Regions from separate parts of the Homo sapiens genome. Here regions 1 and 2 are each linked to region 3. The links are chromatin loops, found by intact Hi-C in ENCODE. Cell type or tissue: ascending aorta. All regions are shown on one strand.

Region 1 (4,000 bases), 320 kb before region 3:
GCCCCTTTGCAGGCTGGCAGCTTCCTGGAGGTTACTCTCTGTGCTCACTTCCACCCCCTGGAAGAGCCATGTAAACCTGGATGTTTGGGGTGAGAAGGAGGGCTAGGGGTAGGATGGGGGTCAGGGGTTCTCTGCCTAGACATGCCACATTCTACTTCTGCTCTGCAGCTTCCACACCATGGTGCCAGAGGACCCTCTGAGGCTCAGCACCACTCGAGGCTTTCCCAGGGAAGTGACACATGGTCCTCACCTCCCTGAACCCCGTCCTTGTAGGAGTGTCCTGTCATCTCCTCCACGCCAAGACCCAAAAGGAAACAGGTCTCAGGCCTCCCAAGATGCATCTAGCTCCCTAAACTCTCTTGCTCCTCTCCAGCTTAGAGGGTATTGATCTGGGGTGGGGCAGGGGACAGGGAGAACTATTAAATAAAGATTTTACATATCATATCTTTTCAAAATAATTTCAACTTTCGGCCAGGCACGGTGGCTCACACCTGTAATCCCAGCACTTTGGGAGGCCGAGGCGGGTGGATCACCTGAGTTCAGGAGTTCGAGACCAGCCTGACAACATGGTAAAACCCCATCTCTACTTAAAAAAAAATACAAAATTAGCCAGGCGTGGTGGCGCATGCCTGTAATCCCAGCTACTCGGGAGGCTGAGGCAGGAGAATCGCTTGAACCCGGGAGGCGGAGGTTGCAGTGAGCCAAGATCGCTCCATTGTACTGCAGCCCGGGCAACAAGAGCGAAACTCCATCTCAAACAAACAAACAAAACAAACAAACAAACAAACAAACAAATTCAACTTTTATTTTAGATTCAGACTCCATGTGTAGGTTTGTTACATGGGTTTATTGTATGATGCTGAGGTTAGGGGTACAAATGATCTGTCACCCAGGTAGTGAGCACAGTACCCACTAGGTACCCATCACTCCTGTCTCACACCTGCATTGAGGCCTTGGGCCTCAAAAGTCAAGTATTTGGTATCTTTGTTATGTGGTTCCTTTGAGACTACTACCCTTTTTTGCCTGACTGGGAAAAAAAAAAATCACACATCTGTTAACACTTCCAATATCAAAGACTCTGGAAAGTGCTAGTCAAGGGTCAGAGCTAGTCCTAGGTTCTGAAATGCCTTTGACAATAATATGGAATTGCTAGTGTCCAAAAAAAAAAAAACAAACCTCACAAAATCAAATAATCCAAAGGCTCTATAGTAAGTACAAAGCACAAATCCTTCACCTGGACTTGAAGGTCTTCTTCTTCATGGCCCATCCCAACTTTCTTTAGAAACTTCTCAGTTTCTGATAGTTGGAGCACAGAGGGCAACAGGGTGAAAAAAAATGAGGCTGGGGAGGCAATAGAGTACCAGCAATAGGTGGGAGAGTACATTTGGTTTGATGTAGTCAACTGGTTGGTACTCACTTCTTCAATCCTTTCCTGTCTCGAATCCTGAGAGGAGGGTTGGACTTTTTTCATGCCTTCTATAGCATCTGATATGGTTTTCCTGTGTCCCCACCCAAATCTCATCTGGAATTATAGCTCCCATAATTCCCACATGTTGTGGGAGGGACCTAGTGGGAGATCATTGACTCATGGGGGTGGTTTTCCCCATATTGTTCCCTGATAGTGAATAAGTCTCATGAGATCTGATGGTTTTATAAGGGGAAACCCCTTTCATTTGGTACTCATTCTCTCTTCCCTGCCACCAAGGAAGATGTGCCTTTTGCCTTCCACTGTGATTGTGAGGCTTCCCCAGCCACGTGAAACTGTGAGTCCACTAAACCTCTTTTTCTTTATAAATTACCCAGTTTTGGGTATGTCTTTATCAGCAGTGTGAAAACAGACTAATACAGTATCTAGCTTGGGGCTTTGCATAAAGTAAGCACTCAATTAATTCTTGTGTAGTAGTTGACCAAAGATAGGCGTTAATAAAGGTTTAGGAACCTGGTTCTATGTAGAGATACTTTGAAAATTAAAGCATGCACTTCCAACCACGTGATCTCTAAGTTTATGGCTCTGCAGTTGCTATTTTATAGCTAAAACAAAATACTCATTAAAAACTAATAGGAATGTGTAAAATCAGCACGGGCAAACCTCAACTGGCAGGCAGGAAAATCTGGCTCCTCGAAGCCTGCCTGGGTCCATGGTCCAAACATGCTTTGGGTGGAGATCCAGAGGTGAAAAGTCATTTGCTTCTGGGAACAAGAAACTGAATCAAACCCAAAGTAGCAAGTTTGAGCTCTCAAGGGCAAAATGACATTGCATGCCTCAAATGGCTGTGGGTTGCCAGCTTAAATTATTGCACAAACACATTCACGCAATGGGAGTTGAGAGAGGCAGCCAGTCCTAGCTGGAGTAATTCGGGGAAAGGTGTAGGATGTGAGGCTTGAGCTTGGTTGGGCCACAGCCACGTCAGGGGAAACCAGGGCTTCCCAGAACCCATCCTGTCTGCTCTTCAGATGCCCAATGGCCTCCTGACTCTCCTTCCTTCCAGCCACTCTCTCTCCCACTTCCCCCTGCCTGTGCCCACCACTTAGCTGGCTGCACCTTCTCAACACACTTTCTGTCACCTCCTTACACACACATGGGCCATCTCTAAGCTGAACACTCTCTTCTGTACTAAACAGCTTTGTCAATTCATTTCTCAGCAATTTTTTCTTTTTTTTTTTTTTTGAGATGGAGTCTCACTCTGTCGCCCAGACTGGAGTGGAGTGGTAAGATCTCAGCTCAGTGCAACCTCCACCTCCTGGGATCAAGCGATTCTTCTGCCTCAGCTGTAGCTGGGGTTACAGGCACCCGCCACCATGCCCAGCTAATTTTTGTATTTTTAGTAGAGACAGGGTTTCACCATGTTGGCCAGGATGGTCTCAATCTCTTGACCTCGTGATCTGCCTGACTTGGCCTCCCAAAGTGCTGGGATTACAGGTGTGAGCCACCATACCCAGCTTCTCAGCAATTTAGAAATGCTAACTGAAAATCTTGTTTTCTGATTAAACACCATCCTTAGATATTTTCTCCTTTTACCCCACATCTCTCCAGATCCTTCTCCTGACCCCATCCCATCCATCCTTCCATTGTTTTATTTGGGAGTTGAATGAGTTTTCTAGAAACATGCCATAGAAAGAAATTCCTCAGAGGCAATGCAATAAATTATCTGAGTTATGCATGAGTGATGGAGCCTTTTGGTTGGAGACATAAAGAATGCTGATCATGGAAAAACAAAATTCAAGAGGCCAAATTTTACAGGGAGCAATTAGTATTAAATGAGAACATGTCACAGGCACTGGGGCATTGGAAACTGGCTGCCCCAGCCTCCTTTTTGTAAGCTGAGTTTACTAAATGGAACATAATGATATGTAACCAAAATGCTGAAAGACCATTTCTTTGCTAAGGAGATCCAGCCAACAAACACAGTGGAAAATAGGAAAATAGCAGTGATACTTTTCACCCTGGGAATTTTTTTTTTTTTTTTTTTTTTTTAGATAGAGTCTTGCTCTGTCGCCCAGGCTGGAGTGCAGTGGCGCGATCTCGGCTCACTGCAGCCTCCGCCTCCCGGGTTTAAGCGATTCTCTTGCCTTAGCCTTCCAAGTAGCTAGGATTACAGGCACCCACCAGCAAGCCTGGCTAATTTTTGTATTTTTAGTAGAGACAGGGTTTCACCATATTGGCCAGGTTGGTCTTGAACTCCTGACCTCAGGTGATCCACCCACCTTGGCCTCCCAAAGCGCTAGGATTACAGGTGTGAGCTACTGCACACGGCCTTTTTTAAATTTTTTAATTTTTTTATTTTTTTATTTATTTTTTCATTTTTAAATCTACCCTGGGTGGAAGAAGATAGACCACAGAGCCTCGGAATGTCCTCCTAGTCCAGAGATTCAGTGGAGAAAGTTCTCTGCCACTCCTGAGCTGGGTGCAGATAAAAATGTCACTTTTAAAGAAAGAAAGCTGGTCATTGTTCAGTTAAATGTTTGCATTTGTGAACATTCTGTTTTGTGTTAAGAGAGG
Region 2 (4,000 bases), 110 kb before region 3:
ATGTAAGTGAAGAGTGATATAAGTGGAGATATGTAGTTTAGATGACTGCTACAGGGAGTTTCCTGATGAAGCGGAGAGGGCTGGGGTGTAGACAACAGAAAGGGGAAGCTGCCTCAAGGATGAATAGAAGAGTTTAGCATTTTTAAATGCTGAGAAGATTATGTAGAAGAACAGCTGAACGTGAAAGGATTAACAATGGAGCAGTTTTCTGAGAAATCAGTAGAGGATAGGAGCAGAAATCAGGTTAAGAGGGACTCCTCATTTTGTAAGGCAGGAGGCAAGGTTCAGCTGAATATATATTTTTGTTTGACTTTATAAATACTCCAAGCCTGGTGAGTAAATCGTTCCCTTCTTAGTATTCTAAGAGAGTTTATTATCTTCCTAAGCAGTTTACTACTTGTTCTAAGATAAAATAAGACCTGTTGGCTTTAGCATCATCATAGTTACCCCAAAATAGTATCTTATGGTTGGGAGTAGGTGGTGAGAAGGTGAGGGATGCTTTGCTGGAAGGCCCTGTGCTCTCTGTCAGATCAGAGGTTAGGTAATCTGATGATGGTGGGGTTACAAGGGGATGGAGGTGATTAATCAGAGTTTGGAATAGTTGTTGTGGTAAATGAGAAAAGGAAGCTGACCAAAACCAAGTTAAGAGCATTGCTGAGCTCTCAAACCTCAGACTACAGAGCCAGTCTGGGCTCTTGCCTCTACTTAAGTTCCATCCAAAGTGGTGACTTGACATGCCTCACAGTGGCCCACTCCTTCCCACCACCTGCAGTACTCCCATCTCTTCTGCCTTTGATTAGATACCCCTGTTCCTTTATGCCTATCTCAGGAAGATCATTTCTTGATCTCTTCAGCTGGAAGTCCTGTCAGTCCCCCTCCAGTCTTCTACAACAGTTGAACCCATCTTAAGACTCACACAGTTTCTGGGTGATTAGGAAATTAGTATGTTGAAGAGACACCTGCACTTCCATGTTAATTGCAGCCCTACTAATAATAGCCAGGATATGTAGTCCACCTAAGTGTTCATAATCAGATGAATGGATAAAGAAAATTTGGTGTGTAAGTATATACAATGGCGTTCTATTCAGCCATAAAAAGAATGAAATCTCATCATTCCCAGCAACATGGATGACCCTGGAGCACATAATGTTGAGTAAAATAAACCAGGCACAGAAAGATAAATTCTGCATGGTCTCACTTATATGTGGAAGCTTTAAAAGTTGATCTCATAGGAGTAGAGAGTAGAATAGTGGTTACTAGAGGCTGGAAAAGTGAAGGGAAATAGCCAAAGGTTGGTTAATGGATACAACAGCACAGCTAGATAGGAAGAATAAATTATAGTGTTCTATAACACTGTGGGGTGACTATAATTTACAGTAATTGATTGTATACTTGTAAATAGCCAAAAGAGCAGCTTTTCAGTGTTCTCAACACAGGAAGTAAGTGTTTGAGGTAATGGATATGCCAGTTACTGATCTGATCATTACACATTGCATACATATCTTAAAATAGCACACTACCTCATAAATAGGTACAATTATTTGTCAATTAAAAATACTAAAAAGCAAGAATAATCACTTAATTAGAAAATATATTTTTTCCTCTATACTAGAGTGTAAGCTCCTTTGGGTCAAGGAGCTTCTAAAACCAAAGTAAAAGCATTGAATCAGTCAGTCTCTGTTTCTCCTTTTCCCCCTTTCCCCCTCTCCTCACCCCTGCCCCTGCCCCCCTCCCATGGCAATGGTGCTAAATTGTTCAATAAATATTGAATGAATATATTAATGAATGTAACAGATATACTTCAATCAAATTGTATATGAGATCAGTGAACTTCTACAGGAATATATTTGTCAGAATTCTTTATGAGGCTAATAACCCACAGGCACCACCTTGAAGAATATTATTTTATGAGGATATATAACTCCTCTTCACAATGGCAGTGATTGTATTTGTAGGTGATTATCCTAACTTGGTGGCTCAGGATATTTTGTATTTGGCTTATTTGCTCTCTCCTAGCTGTAAGGAGCTTATGCCAAGCACAATCTCTGTTGTCCAACTTTGCTTATTATGCAGCTTTTACAGCAACTTTTCTAATAGTTTGGATGTAAATGCCATAATGTATCATAAGCCCAGATTCCTTTTAAAAATTTCATCCCCATAGCCTTCCTTTTAAATTTTATTTTAGTTTATTTCTCACTCACTGACTCACCGTGCTATGTTGAGGGAACTTTGTGTACCAAGTGCAACATCATATTCTATTGGCCCTATAACGTTTGGCTAGGAGAGGAAAACTCAGGATGAAAACATCAAAGAGGCAGCAATTACAGAAAATGGGAATGTTAGATGTCACAGAGTATGATGGAATATGCCTGAGAATTCTCACCTTTTATGCAGCCTTAAGTTCCATTGGCTAATAGCTTGTAACATTTACATAAATTGAAGCAGATTGCTATTCTTTTATAAAGGTCATCCTCTTTTATGACTTCAGAACTTTTAATAATTCAGATCTTTGTATTCTGCTGACCATTTTTCTGCACTATAAACCAGTTCATTTTATTTTATACTCTAATTAGCTCTTTATTTAAAGTGTTTTTATTTAAAGTGTTGGCACACAAGTTTAAGATAAGCTAAATTAGCCAACACATATAACTAGCTATTGGGTATTAATCAAAAGGATGATAGTATGGCTTACTGTTAAAATAAAACTCAGTATTTAGATCTTAATTTGCAATTTGAGGAGCTAAACCAGAAGTTTCTCAGATGCATCTATTGCCTCTTTTGCTATCTTGGGAATAGAGATAGGTAGCAATTACAAGTCAAATTTCATTTCTGTAAACTTTAAGATCATGGGTTTCGTTGTTTCATTAAAGTGCCATCCAAAAATAGTGTTCTACATCACCACAATAGCAGTGTTGTCCTCTGGCTGCCATTGTCCTTACCCAAGGCCTAAAAAGCACATACTTGATTTTTTTTTCTGTTTCAGTATTTTAGTCCATCCACTTGTAAACAGATTTCCCACCACAACCCCCAATGCAGTTTCTGTCTGGCAAGATAATGCTGAAACATCATACTCTCACCTTGGGGAAGGGTGGTTGGAAAAGATAAAACCCTTAGCTTCCAGGTCCATCTGCTGAAATTGTCCGAATTTGGCCAGTGTATTATATTAAGTGATAGCAAATGGAGAGAAAAGAAGAAAATGAATCTTGACGAGTGAGCTGCCATCATTTCTGTGGCAGTCTTTACCAATACTGTTAAATTTCTACCCATTGGATTTTTCAGGCTTCTAATTATTGGTATGTATATTATATGTGGTGTTTGTGTAGCCACTCAGGATTTTAAATTTGCTTTGGTTTGGTTTTTTTCATGTTGAATTAGGTGGGAATGTTTGAAATAAACAAGAAGATAAGGGAAGGGCTCTTTTCTTTCCTTTTAAGTTCCAGGATACATATGCAGAACGTGCAGGTTTGTTACTTAGGGATACGTGTGCCAAAGTGGTTTGCCGCACCTGTTGACCCTTCCTCTAACTTCCCTCCCCTCGCCCCCCACCTCTCAGCAGGCCCTGGTGTGTGTTGTTCCCCTCCCTGTGTCCATGTGTTCTCATTGTTCAACTCCCACCTATGAGTGAGAACATGCAGTGTTTGTTTTTATTTCTATTTGTGGCCATCTTCTTGGATCCCGTCAGCCAAACTGGTCTTTTCTTTTTCTGAATCCGTGTAGCAGTTTAACTGTATGTCTATTAAGATTCCTCAGTGTTGTAGTTACATGCGTGAACCTCTCTTCTCTACCCTGTTAGCCTGTTGACTACCCTGTTCTTGCTTCCTTTTTTTACCCGCACTCAATGCATCTAGCCAAAAATAGCTTTGTTGTTGTTGCAGTTGTTCTTAACTGTTCTGGCTGGCTGAATCACATTTAGAATGGCTTTAATAATAAGGAAGGCTTCTTGTTGACTTTAATGAATTCATTCAAGATATAATGTGTATGGTAGGTACAGATGTCACAG
Region 3 (4,000 bases):
CTGGTGCCTCATAAAGGCAGTGAACCCCTCCTGAACACCTCCTTTAGTCCAGCTTCGTGGCAGTCCTTAGGGTTTCCAAAAATAAGACCTGCTTCCCACCCTCACGATGCTCACGATCCCGGGGAGAGACAGGCTCACAGAGACCACACTTCTGCCAATGCCCTGCATGTCAGGGAAGAGCTGTGTACACCCTTTGGGGATACTGAGGAAGGAGCAGTAATCACATTGGGGGTGCAAGAGGGGCACCACACAGAGCTGTCTGAGTTGGGCGTGAGGGATGGCTAGGCCCCCTGAGGGGGAGGAGCAAAGGAAAGATGGCAGAAGCAGAGGTGGAGCATGTGCAAAGGACCAGAGGCCTGGAGGTGCATTTCGAGAGGCACAGAGGCACAGTTTCAGAGGCACAGAGGTGCATGATTTCGGGTGTGGCCACTGGGCCATTATGGCTGGAACTCATGGGAAATGGAAGGAGTTGTGACAGAGGAGGCTGGGAAGCTGGGCAGGAGATGTCCATGGAGGTTCTAGGCAGGAAAGTATGTGGTCACTCTACCTGTGTGGCTTTCCTGCCTGTAGGGGCTCAATTGGAGTGTCCTTTTCTCCACCTAGCTTCAGCCCAAGGGAAACAGGGGACCAGACAGCTGGTGAGGGGGCAGCTCAAACTGTGGAAGAAGAGAGGCTCTCTCAGCCCTCCTCCCTCTCCAGTGCTGAGGCAACAACAGGCCCAGGCCACACTGGGGGATGTGGAGATCTGGAGAGCCATGGGCTTCATTCACAGAAGCTGACCCACCACCCCACCACAGCCCCCACTCAGAGGCCTTGGGGCATCCCTGGGGGCTCCAGCCTTGAACAGGGGCTTTGCCTGGCTCTAGTCTGGGGATGTCACCCCAGCTGCCCTCACCAGCTCTGCGTGGGAATCCTGCTTCAGGGCCAGCGGCCCCTCCCTGCCCCTCCAGTGAGTCCATGGCCCTGAACTCCTTCCCCGCTCCCTGCGATGGGAGGCTTGTGGCCTAGATCTGGGGAAAAGCCCCAGAGCCTGAGGCAGCTCCAAGCTGACCTGATCACATCCGCTCTCAGGGGATGGGAGGTGTGAAGATGCTGGTTTCTGAAGTTGGGGGTGGGGGCTGCCCACAGGGGAAAGATCCATGAAGAGGGAGACGACCCCACCCCCACCCGCAGTCTTCCCTGGTACAGCACGTGGCCCTGGGCCTGCGGGATTTTCATGCTCGACCAACTGCCATGGGCCCTAAGCCCTCCTGGTTCAGGCCTCGGTGTGGGGCAGGTGTGGCTGAGAACCAGACTTGGGAATTCAGGGTCAGCCTCAGTCCAGAGGCTGGGAGGAGTTGAGAGGAAGGTCGGGTGTTGCTGAGTCCCAGCTTCAGTAGGAACATGCCTGGTCTTCAGGCACATGGAGAGGCGAGAGAGAACCCCAGGAGGTACTGTCCGGGGCTGGGTCAGCAGGAGCCATTGCTCTGTGCATTGCTCTGTGTCTCCAGTGACACCCAGAGGGCAGAACTGCAGCTGACCCAATGCCGAGGCAGGGAGTGGGGAGCCTTGTGTAAGAGAAATCTGAAGCAAGGTTCAGGATGATCCAGGCCAGTTTAATAAACACAGGATGGAGAGGCCCCAAGCTAGGCCACTTCAGGATGCCCTCAGCCCACAAAGCCCAAAGTAAATCAGAAGTCCCCATCGTCATCTGTAAAGCCTATGGATTGGTTTTCTCACATGGCAAAGGGAACTTTGCAGATGTGATCAGGTAAAGGATCTTGAGATGGGGAGATGACCCTGATTATCCGTGTGGGCTCAATGGAATCACAAGGGTCCTTACAAGAGGGAGGCAAGAGGGTCAGAGTCAGAGAGTAGATATGACCACGGAAGCTGTTGTCCATGTGATGTGGTGCCATGGGCCGAGGAACACGGGCAGCCTCTAGAAGTTGCAAAAGTCAAGGAAGTGAAGACACTCCTAGCTAGAGCCAGAAGGGGCGCAGCCCTGCCACCACCGTGGCTTTACGCCAGTGAGGCTGATTTTGGTGTCTGACCTCTAGAACTGTGAGATCATACATATTTGTCATTTTAAGCTACTCATTTTGTGATAAATTGTTTCAGCAACAACAGGAAAGTAATATGAGGCATGAACTTTTCCAGAGCTAGAGAGGGGTAGAGGTTAAAACTGAATCCAAGTCTGACTCCAAAAGATGTTATGACCTGAATTTTCATGTTCCCCTACAATTCATACGTTGAAGCCCTAAATCCCAGCCCATGAGGCCTCTAAGAAAGTAACTAATGTTAAATGAGGACCTAAGGGTGGGGTCCTGATCAGATGGGATTAGTGCTCTGATAAGAAGAAACAATGGAATACAGTTCTCTCTCTCTCTCTCTCTCTCTCTCTCCTCTCTCTCTCTCTCCTCTCTCTCTCTCTCTCTCTCTCCTCTCTCTCTCTCTCCTCTCTCTCTCTCTGTCTCTCTCTCTCTCTCTCTCTCTCTGACACAGCAAGAAGGTGGCTGCCTACAAGCCAGGAAGAGAGCCCTCACCAGAACCTGACAGTGCTGGTCCCTTCATCCTGGACTTCCAGCCTCCAGAGCTGTGAGAAATAAGCCACTCAGTCTATGATATTTTGTTATGGCAGCTCGAGCAGATGAATACAGATGTTAAGAAGCTCAGAACGCACAGTAAAGGGTGATACTACTTGTCCAGGTAAGAGAGGTGTCCCAGCCTACAGCCAAGCTGGATGGACCAATGCTGAGCCTTGCCTTGAGGCACTGGAAGGGTGCTCCACAGGAATCAGGAGCTGAGAAGCTCAGAACTGCAAAATGGCCCCTAGCCCCTGCTTTTTCATGGAGGAGCTGCAGCTACCTGACAGCTCTCTGTTCTCACAGGGGTTAGGACCCAGGAGCTGCCCTTCCATGATCACAGCTGGCTCGGGCTTCTGCTGACAGGCGAGGCTGGGCTGGCTTGCCAGCAGAACCTCTTATCTCCTTCATGTGGAGTGAGTGGAAGGCAGGGGACCTTTCTTGACACTTGGAAGAGACAAAGCCCAGCTCTACCATGACTGACCACGAGACCCTGGATAAATCACTGACTCATTCCTGTCCTCAGTCTCTCCAGCTGTAGATGGGATGGCAATGTCTACCTCTGCGGACTGTTGGAAGGATCAGTTGCATGTTAGTCTAAGTGGAACTGATGCTCAGCTGGTACACAGTGCTATGACCGCTCTGCCTCCCATTGTCAGGGGCTGGAGTCCCTTCTGGCTGGCAGCTGCCTGCACCTCGCCAGGGATTAAACCATTTTACTCTACCCCTTGGAACTAAATCAAGTATTCTTAAGCTCCAATTACCTGCTACCAACCAGCACACCTGGTAAATACATTTCTATGGGGCTGGCCTCCCGTGCTGAGCTTTTACTTCTCTGTAACAGGGAGGTGTGGATTCTCGAGTGCCTCCCTGTGAGGGAGACATTTGGTCACCTGGAGCCTCTGGCCAGTAGTCTGTTTTAAGCAGCACCATTGTTCCTGCTATTCTCCCCTTTCCAGAATGCCTAGTGGGAAGCCTGTACACTTCCCCCACCTCTTATTCCTGACCATAGTCTGAGAGCTCTGGGAGGGAATGAGGGACTGGGGGACAGTCAAGCAAGGGGAGAGAGCCAGCAGGGACAGCCTCTTCAAGTGACCTTCCCAGATTTTTTTTGAAAGTATCATTCAGTGATACATCTACTCACGATGCTATATTTATCTATGAAAGAGGCAGGATATTTTTGAGCGGATGTAATTTCTGGCTCTCTCCCTTCAAGAAAAAAAAAAGTGTCATTCCTATTCATTTCTTCCTGCCTCTGCTTCTGTCTCTCACACATTTCTTTTGTATAAACATACCCCCCACACATGCACACACACGCACATACACATACACACATCTGTGCACACACACAGAGGCAGGCACATGGTCCAAGAGCTAAAATTCCGTGACTCTCTTTGGCTGATTCAGACTTATCTAGCATGATGCATAGAAAGGCA

Evidence for each region. Peaks named below come from ENCODE experiments on the same cell type or tissue, not always from the same donor. Only the 100,000 strongest peaks of a DNase experiment are listed, where the experiment ranks them.
Region 1: it touches region 3 in a loop (4-fold over the local background); 9 of 110 quality-filtered maps call a loop at or near these places.
Region 2: a loop joins it to region 3, with 2.8 times the contacts of the local background. A loop is called at or near these places in 7 of 110 quality-filtered maps.

Annotation. Positions count from the first base shown.
Region 1 is chr2:30,369,831-30,373,830 of GRCh38, forward strand. No RefSeq gene overlaps it. Among named protein-coding and RNA genes, the nearest start is that of LINC01936, 25 kb to the left of the region's middle. In ascending aorta, no CTCF peak of the experiment used is centred here; DNase peaks (open chromatin) are centred at 2,291 and 3,542; H3K27ac peaks cover 3,643 bases.
Region 2 is chr2:30,580,488-30,584,487 of GRCh38, forward strand. The region is part of intron 5 of LCLAT1 (lysocardiolipin acyltransferase 1); the gene reads left to right. Among named protein-coding and RNA genes, the nearest start is that of LCLAT1, 140 kb to the left of the region's middle. In ascending aorta, no CTCF peak of the experiment used is centred here; no DNase peak of the experiment used is centred here; H3K27ac peaks cover 1,109 bases.
Region 3 is chr2:30,691,095-30,695,094 of GRCh38, forward strand. No RefSeq gene overlaps it. Among named protein-coding and RNA genes, the nearest start is that of CAPN13, 110 kb to the right of the region's middle. In ascending aorta, a CTCF peak has its summit at 1,534; DNase peaks (open chromatin) are centred at 1,439, 1,977, 3,627 and 3,887; H3K27ac peaks cover 4,000 bases.